Linked DNA regions of Homo sapiens: region 1 is linked to region 2. Evidence: chromatin contacts called from ENCODE Hi-C or POLR2A ChIA-PET data. All regions are on one chromosome and are shown on one strand. Each heading gives the region's core, a stretch centred on a gene start or an enhancer-like site at or near the end of the contact. The rest is flanking DNA. Distances are from core to core; before and after follow the strand shown. Region 1 holds the start of ZFHX3 (zinc finger homeobox 3). Region 2 overlaps LINC01572 (long intergenic non-protein coding RNA 1572).

Region 1 (4,520 bases), core at 765-3,264, 760 kb after region 2:
CACACTCTCTGAAAGGGTGCCTGCAGGGTCTCTGCAAAACAGAATGAACACAAATACAGGCGTGCAAACATCCAGGTATGTACCTCTCTGTGAAGACCCCATTCTTGAAACCCTTCAATTATTTGGAACCGTGGTCTCCTGACTTCCCTCACACCTCACTTTTGCCTTCATTGTTTTTCATGTTTGAGTAGCAAGAGGGATTCAGAATCTCAGGCTGCCAGTGGCTGTTCTGATAACAAGGAGCAGACTCATGTTTCTTGCTACGGCCTTTCTTGATCAGGTTACCTTGGAAGGTGTATGTTTTCCTACCCAATGCAGTCCCCACCACAGCACTCTCGTGTCCTCCTCCAGCCCAGCCTCCTGGAACTCGTGATTTTCAGGGTTTCCCTTGAAACCTATCCAGAAACCACAGCCATTAACTGAACGTGAAGATTTGACACCTCCTGAATTCAGGAATGAGGGAACTCGAGGGGCCAACTCTACAAACTCGCACCTGCTGCTTGACGGCAAGGAAACAGAGTTTCCCCAGCTAGGGTGAGCTTTAAATTATACACTATTTATTTAGTGACTTGTCTCCAAGGATCTCAAAGCATAGAGAGAAATAAGATGATGTGTAACTTTCTCACAATCTACCTTCAAGGCTTTGCCCTGGTGCATTCTGACAAGCAGGACCCAGTATGAAGGAGAGGCCTTCCTTCTGTGCCCAGGCAGAGCCATCTGTTCTCTCTGGGGTTTTCTGTCAGTGGCTTTAGGGAGTCTTCAAGGACTGTTAAATGACACAGAGGGTGGGGGGAGGGATGACCCTCCTGGATTCACCTGCTCACGGCTTTCACTTAAGCCAGTTTAACACAGGAGGTACCACTGTGCCACGCAATTCCCTCTTAGCACACACCATGCGTGAGCTGCAGTCTTTGCCCTCCAGGCCTTTTCCTATCATAACACAGGTGTGTCCAAGGCAGAAAAGAACATTTTCCAGAAGGTTCGTTTCCCTCCAAGCCTACAATGCTTCTTTTTGTTGTTATTGTTTTTCTGCTACTGACCTAAACATAGGCATTCCTCCTCCTAACAGGATAAAAATCTTGACTCTCTCCTTTGCATCAGCTCCCCACCCCGCCCCTGCCCAAGGAAATAAATGCTCTGACTTTTCCAAGAGTGCGAAAAAACTAAAATTAGAGGGTGGACAAGATGATCTCCAAAGGTGCCCTCCAGCTCCAAAACTCTGATTCTCCCTTTAATTACTCCACAAGCGCATTCTTCACATTGTTTCGAACTGACCAGCGACTTCTCCAGGGCTGAAAAGGGTGCATTTTTAGGCGGAGGCACCCAAACTTCTAAATGACACCAGTACCACAAGTATTCAGAAGGCAGGAACTAATCCAAAAGCAGACTCAGGAAAGGAGGAGGGAGGGGAGGACAGAGGGAAGGGAAGGAAGGAGGAAGGAAGAGCTTTACTGTGTGCCCAGCAGAATTTAGGCGCTCTCACCCTAGGTAGGTGGCAACTGGAGTCTGGGAGTTCAAGTGCATCCAGCCTGCCCTTCCCCCACACGCCCCAAGAGAATGGGAAGTTCAGCCAAGACTCGCAGCACCTGCCCGCGGCTCCAGGCCGGCTGCGCGGACCCGGAGGGAGGCTGCACTCACCTGGCACACCAAGCCTCCGCGCACCTCCGGAGGGAGGCGGCACTTGCAGGTCCGGGGGCCGCGCCGCCATGCGCAACAACGGGAAATTCCAGTGGCACCCGAGCCCCGAGCTCACCCACCCCAGGCGGCATGCTCCCCACCTCCCGCTGGCCCCAGGACTCGGAGGTGGCTCTGGTCAGGAGCAGGGGGCCCGGAGACAGGGGAGGGGAGCTCATGGTGGCGGCAGGGCTGGCGGTCGGCCCGTCCCCGGAGGGAGGTCCCCGGGACGCGGCGGGGATTCACCCACGGGGCGCGGCGCTGGCGTCCGGGTCCCCGGCCTGCCCGCCGCCGCCGCCTCCTCCTCTGCCGCCGCCCGCCCGGAATCGCTTTATGTAAATGAAGCCCAACTCGCAGTTTGCAGCGCGCACCGCCCGGGGAAGGGGGGCGGGCGGGGCGGGGGGCCTTCGGGGATCCACATTACACAGCAACAAAGCGGAAGGTTAATTTGAAACTCACAGCCCCGCTGCCGCTCGGCTCCCCGGGCAAAGCCTGACATCTACAGTCGTGCCGGGCGCAGGCCGGGTTGCTCGGCGGCGACCGCGCCCGCCCGCCCGCAGGGACCCGGGGACGCACAGGGACGCGCGGGACCCGGGCGCTCAGCTGCGCTCGCTCCGCTTGGGGCGCGGGCCTTGGGGCAGGCCGGGGGTCCCGCGCACCCGCCTGGGGCCAGGAACCCTCGCCGCTCGGCCTGCGCCGCCCCGGGAACCGGCCCCGGCGGGAACAAAGCCCAGGCCCTCCCGGAGGCGCTGACCCCTCGCTCATCAAAGGTCAGGGGCCGGCCTAGAATCGGGCGAGAAGAAAGGGACGCGCCCTCGGCCACTAAAAGGAGCCTGAGGCCTCCGAACCGGAGCCATCGCTCCCTGGGCCCCGTCCACGTCACAGCCAGGCCACTCAAGCATGGGGACAGGAGCCAATGTGGACAGGAATTTATTGGAAACACACACCCATCCTATTAACTGCTTTACAGAGCACTTCTGTTTTTCAGTTGCAGAAACTTATAAAAACATCCCCCTGCTCTCCGTTGAGAGTTTAAGGATAGTTTTTGAGGCCAGAGAAAGAGAAAAGGAGAGATCACTAGAAAGATAGGAAGAAAAGAAGTGGGAAGAAAAGGAGATGCAGTCTACCATGTAAGCCTCCAGGCTCCTTAGCCTCACCTTATAAAGCCACATCACCGCAGAGATAGCAAAGATCGTGCCCTTTCCCAGGGAGTTCCTACCGCCAGGGTAAGATTTAAAGCGGCCACCCCAGTTGGTCAAAGTGATTGCTGGGCGCCTTTCTATCTCCCCAAGTTCACCTTTTCCAGTTGGTCAAAGCGATTGCTGGGCGCCTTCTATCTCCCCAAGTCCACCTTTTTCCATTCTCATCTGAAAGCCAGCCCCAAAGAAATCTCACCGGAAGTCCTCTGTCCTCCCTGTCAGAATCCCACCCTCAGTCTGAATTTACTCCCGATTCTCACAGCACAGAAAGGCACCTGCTTTTACCCTTTCTGAAAACCACCCACCCAGGCTGGCCTTACAGCCTGGAGAGTCTTTTCCTCGGGCACAATAATGAACCATGCAAGTGTTAGAAATATAATCAGCTCATGAGGCGAAGAGCAGTATGTATGGAATTGTATTAGCATGAGGCACACACTGACTCGGGAGAAAAAGGGATGCTTAGCTGGTGAAAACCATCACATCCCCGTATAGAAGGCTTTTTGCACAATGTAAGTTGGGTTCAGATTAATGTAAGTATCTAACCTGTTGGGTACAGACAGCCCCTTTCTACATTTTAGTCCAGAATAGATTCTGGGGAAATTTATTTATTTATTTATTTATTTCAGCTAAGGCCCTGGGAGAAAAGACTGCCTCCAGGGAATCATGTCCGATTAGGGACAAAGGAGGGCACAAGCCCAATTCAGTCACACGTGAGAGCACGGGGGCCGGGTGGGGGGAGTTAAGAGCCAACAGGGAAGGTGGAGGATGAGTTTGCAAACCAGACTATGGTCACTGCAGAGCTGCTTCCAGACCACCTGACTTCAGGCCCAAGAACAGGTGGTGTTTTCAAAACACACTGTTATTTATATTGGCCATATAAGTTGAGAACACCTTAAAGAAAACAATTAATAATTTAATTGAAAAAGTGACTATGAATAAGACATGAAGATGACGTATGCTAGCAGGACCGCAAGCAACGTGGCCCACAACGCAGAGATGCCTCTGGCAATCTCTCCGGAAAAACGAAGATTCCTTACCTGGGATAGGTAAGGCCTGCTGGATAAATTAAAGACAACAAGAAAATGTTGATACTCTCAGAAAATCTAATTTTGCTGCTTTATCTTCATTTTTATTAACAGGGGACAACCTCGTAATCTGGTGACATCATGATCCTGGTAGGCCCACAGACAAATACCTTCAATAAAATAAAAGCTAGAAAGCCCAAAGAACAAGCTATTAAAGTAACCTGGGAGGATGCAGCACTGCCTGGGCAGAAGGCCCGGACGGGATCTGCCCTAATACTGCCACTGTCCCAAGAGGCAGACCCTGCAACCTGCCTCCTGCACTTGAGAGGCCTGACAAGTAGAACTGAGAGTGACCCTGAGTTCCTTTTCTTTATCTGGCACCAGCTACACACATGATGAGGCCTAGTCAAGCCTGCCTTTGTTCCAGGCAAAAATTTAACAGGTAATCCACAGGCAGGTGATCTATGGCCTCTGTACATTATGGAAATGAGGGACTACACACAAGCTGGGTGTCACCTCTACTAAAACTCATTTTCCTTATTCATAAAAACAATACCTCTTCAGAGGGAATTGGCAACTTCTGCACTTACATATGAAATCAGGAGTTCCTCTGAAATACTCC
Region 2 (4,911 bases), core at 99-2,598:
TCAAAACCCTCCAAGGGCTTCCCATTGCACTTTGACTAAAATCCCACCTCTTTGTCAAGGTCTACCCAGCAAGGTCTACCCCACCTCTTGTCCTTTAGGTGTTTGCTCAAATACCATTTTCTCAGAGACTACGCACCTCAGAGGCAGTCCCCATCACCTTACCCTGTATGTTATCTTGCTTTTGAACAGTAGATCTCAATGACCAAGCACAGTGCCAAGCACAAGGACACTAAGTAATATTTATAAGAATGAATAAGTGAATTCCATATCTTCATTGACATCCATGACTTCTGAGACAGAAGAAATGAGACACCTGAGGACTAAGAAAACTTACTATTAATTGGTCTGCCCTGGAAAGAAAGTATTTGACCTGTTGTCTCAAGATAGATAATTTATGTAAGGAAATCAGAATAAATACTATTTTTTATGTGTAACTATGGGTGAAATTCAACTGATACAAATAAAAGTCTGGACTAGTAACTATTTTAGCTTACTATTTATGAAGTTGCAGTATTTATAATTACGTTTATATCAATATAGTATTTTCTACTTTCAAAAGCGCTTGATTAAAAACAACTTTATGAAGGATACAGATATTATTCTCTGCATTTTACCGATTTTAAAAAGTGCTAACAGTACTATAGCCAGTGAGTATCAGGTCACAATATGGCCTGGCAAAACTGAAGGCCCAAAGACTAACCTTATGAGGATATTTTCACTTATGTCACACTGGGAAAAGGACAGATAGGATACACAGAGGAAAGACTTTTGTTTAGGGTGGTATATGATGTTTCTGTAGGGTGGTGTATTTGTTTCCTAGGGTTGTCATAACAAATTACCACAAACTGGATGGCTTGAAACAACAGAAATGTGCTTTCTTACAGTTTAAGAGGCTAGATGTCCAGAATCAAGGTGTTGGCAGAGCTATGCTCTCTCTGAAGGCTTTAGGGGAGGATTTTTCCCTGCCTCTTCCATCTTCTGGTGGCTCCCGAAATTCTTGGCATTTCTTGGCTTGTGGCAACATCACTGTAGTCTCCGCGTGTCCTTTCTTCTTCTTATAAGGATATCAGCAGTCAGATCTAGGACCCATCCACATCCAGTATGATCTTATCTTAACCAATTACATCTGCAAAGACCAAATAAGATCACATTCTGAGATTCTGGGTGGACAAGAATTTTGGGGGGACATTATTCAACCCACTACAGATGGGCAGTATGAAACTGTAAACATCACCTTCCTGTTCATCCTCAGTTTCTGTGTGTTCTTTAAAAGAACAGGGATCCTATATATTTTCTCCTTGCATTTTGTTCTCTCCCCTGCCTGTGACTCATACTCACTGGCTCTTATTCCTGTCTCTTCCCCTTCCAGTAATATTTCTGTAACATTCTGTATGGATGAATCACACACACATGCACATTATGAATCCATGCAACAGTACAACTTGGTTTTCATTAGAAACTTTTCTAGGATATGGATTCCAATGATGTTCCAAAAATCAGATAATTAAATTCTAGCTAGAAGCATAATAGCTCTTAGGCAGAAGAGCAGCCAGTGATTACAGGCTGTGGTAAAGGAAGTCTGGAGGAACAGTTCATCAATAGCTGAGTCATAGGGTTCCTATGATTGTTTCAATGAAGCATTTAAGGTTTATAGTCTTTATGATAGTCTTTCTCATGCCAAAGGAAAGTATACTTAAAAGATAATGACTTATTTTAGAATCTCTTAGTACTAAGCCGTTTTGAGCTCCATTTCACAAGCTCTATTTCAAGTGAATGTTTACATAGTGTTCATAGCTATGGTCTTCATATTGTAGCATCATATGTTCATAGATATTGTGGTCTTTGACAATCTCTCCTGTTATCTATTTCATTTTCCTTCCCTGGTTACAAGGAAAGCTCATACCTATAAATAATCATTTATGTTTTCTTTTCTCTGCTTGCAGTTTTGACTAGCTTATTGTCTCACTGAATATGGCTCTATTCAGTTCCTACTGATATGAAGAGACTATCGCTAAAGATTTTTTTTAACCTATCAGAGGAAGTTCCTGGATCTCTGGCCTTAAAATCCTGTCTCTATTTATTCTTGAAGAAAAAAATTAGAAAGAAAACATGATATTATGCCTTGCACATAGTAGGAATTCAATCAATATTTATTTCATTTGGAAATTGACAGCAATATTTTGATTTAAGTTGTACTAGACGAATAAATACAAATGGCATTCACTTGATGATGGCAAAATGGTGCCGGGACAACATCCAACAATGCATCAAATGTTCCACAATAAATTCAGATAAATAAAAATACTACAAATAGGCCCATAAAATTACTAGAAGAAATAATGAGAGAATTTTTTAAAATAATGTTGGATAGAAGTCTTTTCTAAATATAACACACAACCCAGAAGTCAAAACATAAGGATTTATAAATTCATCATCATAAAACTAAAACAAATTTCTATATGAAAAAAATCATCATAAGTAAACAGAAAAATGACAAACCAGGAAAAATTTATAATTCATATAACAGACAAAGGGCTAATTTCTATAACATATGTATAAGAAGCTCCTATAAATCAATATATAAAAGTCTAATAACCTAATGGAAAACAGGGAAATAGTTTATAGGAAAAGAAATAAAATTACTTTTAATCATATTAAGGAAACAATCTCACTCACAGTAAGAGAAACACAAATTAACTCCACACTGAGATACCGTTTTGTATTTAATATATTTGCAAAACCCCCAAACTATTGATAATACAATGAACTTGTGAAGGTGTGGTAAAATAGGTTTATTTCATACATTAATGGTGGAAGTGGAAAGTGGCACAAACTCTATGGAATGCAATTTTCCAAGACCCACTAAAATTACATGCAGCTACCCTTTTACCTAGCAAGTCCAGTTCTATGAATTTATCCTACAGATATGCCTGCACGCATGTAAAATGGCACATGTAGAAGGCTACTCATTGCAGTTTTGTAATGAAAAAAGATTAGAAACTACTTAAATGGCCATCAGTAGGATGCTGGTTACATTAACAATGGTTTGTCCACACAACGGGATATCATGAAGCTATGAAAACGTTGAGTATTCTCCTAAACAGAAATTCTTTCTTTGTAACCATTGCAGGAAAATAAAATAATGACAGGAGGGGTCCAGAAAGGTCTTAATATCTATGAACAGAATACATTGTAAAATGAAAAAAAAAAAAAGGTGGAGAACAGGTTGCGTAGGGTGCTGTTTGTGTAAAATTGGACAGAGGAGCATACACATGTATTAGTATTTGTTCGTATATGTATGGAATATCTAAAAGAGTACACAAAAACTGACAACATGCCTTGCCTTTGGGAAAGGGAATAAGGTGGGTAGAAACAGGATTTTCACTGTGATCCTTTTGTACTTTGCTTTTTGAACTCTAAGGATATATTCTCTATTTAATAAATAAACATATTTTAAAAATAGCTCTTACACATAGACATACCCATAACCACACATACATCCAGATCAAACTTCATTTGCTAATCAGACCTCAGACTCAGAAAGATGAATAAATCCTTGGCACATGAGGTTCTCGGCAACATTATCAGGCTACTGGGCTTTGGGAGTTACTGACATATTGACACCTGCGCTATAATTAGGGTAAGTGGAACTCACCAGTCAAACATACTCGTCTTCTGAGTTCCTAGCACATGCCAGGCACATTTGTTGAATTCAAAAACAAAAAAAATGAAGGATAAAATACAGTTTTAACAGCAAATGGCCTTTGTGGATAATCCCAAACTATTAGTAAAGTAAAAATAATCATAGTTGTTATGCCCAATAAGTCTGGAGACTTGACTTCCAACACTGGGCTGTCTGTTCACTGCATTACTAGTAAATAGGGAGCCTGGACTAGATCATTTCTAATGCTCCCCCCAATTACATTTCTCCTTGAAGTATCCTAATTGCAGCATTCTTTACAAGAGTGAATGACCAATCTCTTCATATAGGGTTATGTCTAGGTCTTCAGCTTCTTAGACCTGGAAAGACCTCAGTGTGTTCCCTAGGATCTCAGTCTGACACCTTTCCTCTTTGCCTTCAAATAGACACAAGTCTTCCTGTTACCCCAAAAAACCTTCGCTTGAGCCAATGGTCCACTTTGCTATCCTTCTATATCGCTCTTCCTTTTCTCTGTCAAATTTCTCAAGTATGGGAAATTATACTTGCTTCTCCCATGATTTAAATTGACTGATACTTCTATCTGTCTCTCTCCCTTATTGGGGTAAAATTCGCATAAGATACAATTAACCATTTTAATGTACAATTTAGGGGCATTAGTACATTCACAATGTTGTCCAGTTATCACCTCTATCTAGTTCCAAAACATTTCATCATCCTTCAAAGGAGGCCTTGCACCTATTAAGCAGTTATTCTCTGTTCCCCCTCCTCCCCCCAGACACTGGCAACCACTAATCTACTTTCTGTCTTTATGGATTTGCCTATTCTGTATATTTCATGTAAATGGAATCATACCTATGCAACCCTTGGTGTCTGGATTCTTTTGAGGTTCATCCATATTATAACAGGGGTGTCCAATCTTTTGGCTTTCCTGGGCCACACTGGAAGAAGAATTGTCTTGGGCTACACACAAAATACACTAACCCTAACGATAGCCGATAAGCTAAAAAAAAATTGCAAAAAAACTCATAATGTTTTAAGAAGTTCATGAATTTGTGTTGGACCACATTCAAAGCCAACCTGGGCCACATGCGGTCTTCAGGTTGCATATTGGACAAGCTTGTGGGGACTTCTTTCTTTTTCATAGCCGAATAGTTCATTGAACAGATGTACTACATTTTGTTTACCCATTCATTCCATTGATGGGCATCTGGGTTGTTTCCACCTTTTGGCCATTGCAAATAGTGCTGCTA

Evidence for each region. Hi-C counts contacts between places; a loop is a spot of excess contacts on that map. ChIA-PET counts read pairs that join two places held with the same protein, here RNA polymerase II (POLR2A). Pooled maps may share reads with other maps.
Region 1: a loop to region 2 is called in a map of endothelial cell of umbilical vein, with 2.8 times the contacts of the local background. The contact joins the promoter of ZFHX3 here to the enhancer-like site in region 2. A Hi-C loop is called at or near these places in 1 of 168 maps with a recorded cell type or tissue (endothelial cell of umbilical vein) and 1 of 50 pooled maps. POLR2A ChIA-PET finds 5 or more read pairs at or near these places in 2 of 52 experiments (BJ and PC-9).

Annotation. Positions count from the first base shown.
Region 1 is chr16:73,046,114-73,050,633 of GRCh38, forward strand. It overlaps ZFHX3 (zinc finger homeobox 3), which reads right to left and starts at 2,015. Exons shown (of 10, transcript NM_006885.4): 1 at 1,639-2,015. LOC124903719 (a long non-coding RNA gene) reads left to right here and starts at 1,465. Exons shown (of 2, transcript XR_007065116.1): 1 at 1,465-1,687; 2 at 4,013-4,520. RefSeq lists enhancers at 1,309-1,844, 2,381-2,916 and a silencer at 1,606-2,455.
Region 2 is chr16:72,290,288-72,295,198 of GRCh38, forward strand. LINC01572 (long intergenic non-protein coding RNA 1572) reads right to left here. Exons shown (of 14, transcript NR_126330.2): 10 at 883-1,126; 11 at 163-320. Among named protein-coding and RNA genes, the nearest start is that of PMFBP1, 120 kb to the left of the region's middle. RefSeq lists an enhancer at 226-1,425. Within about 2 kb of position 1,349, at least 5 of the 41 ENCODE cell types and tissues checked have a DNase peak (open chromatin) inside an H3K27ac peak, as active enhancers do; they include PC-9 and endothelial cell of umbilical vein, where a contact is called at or near this core.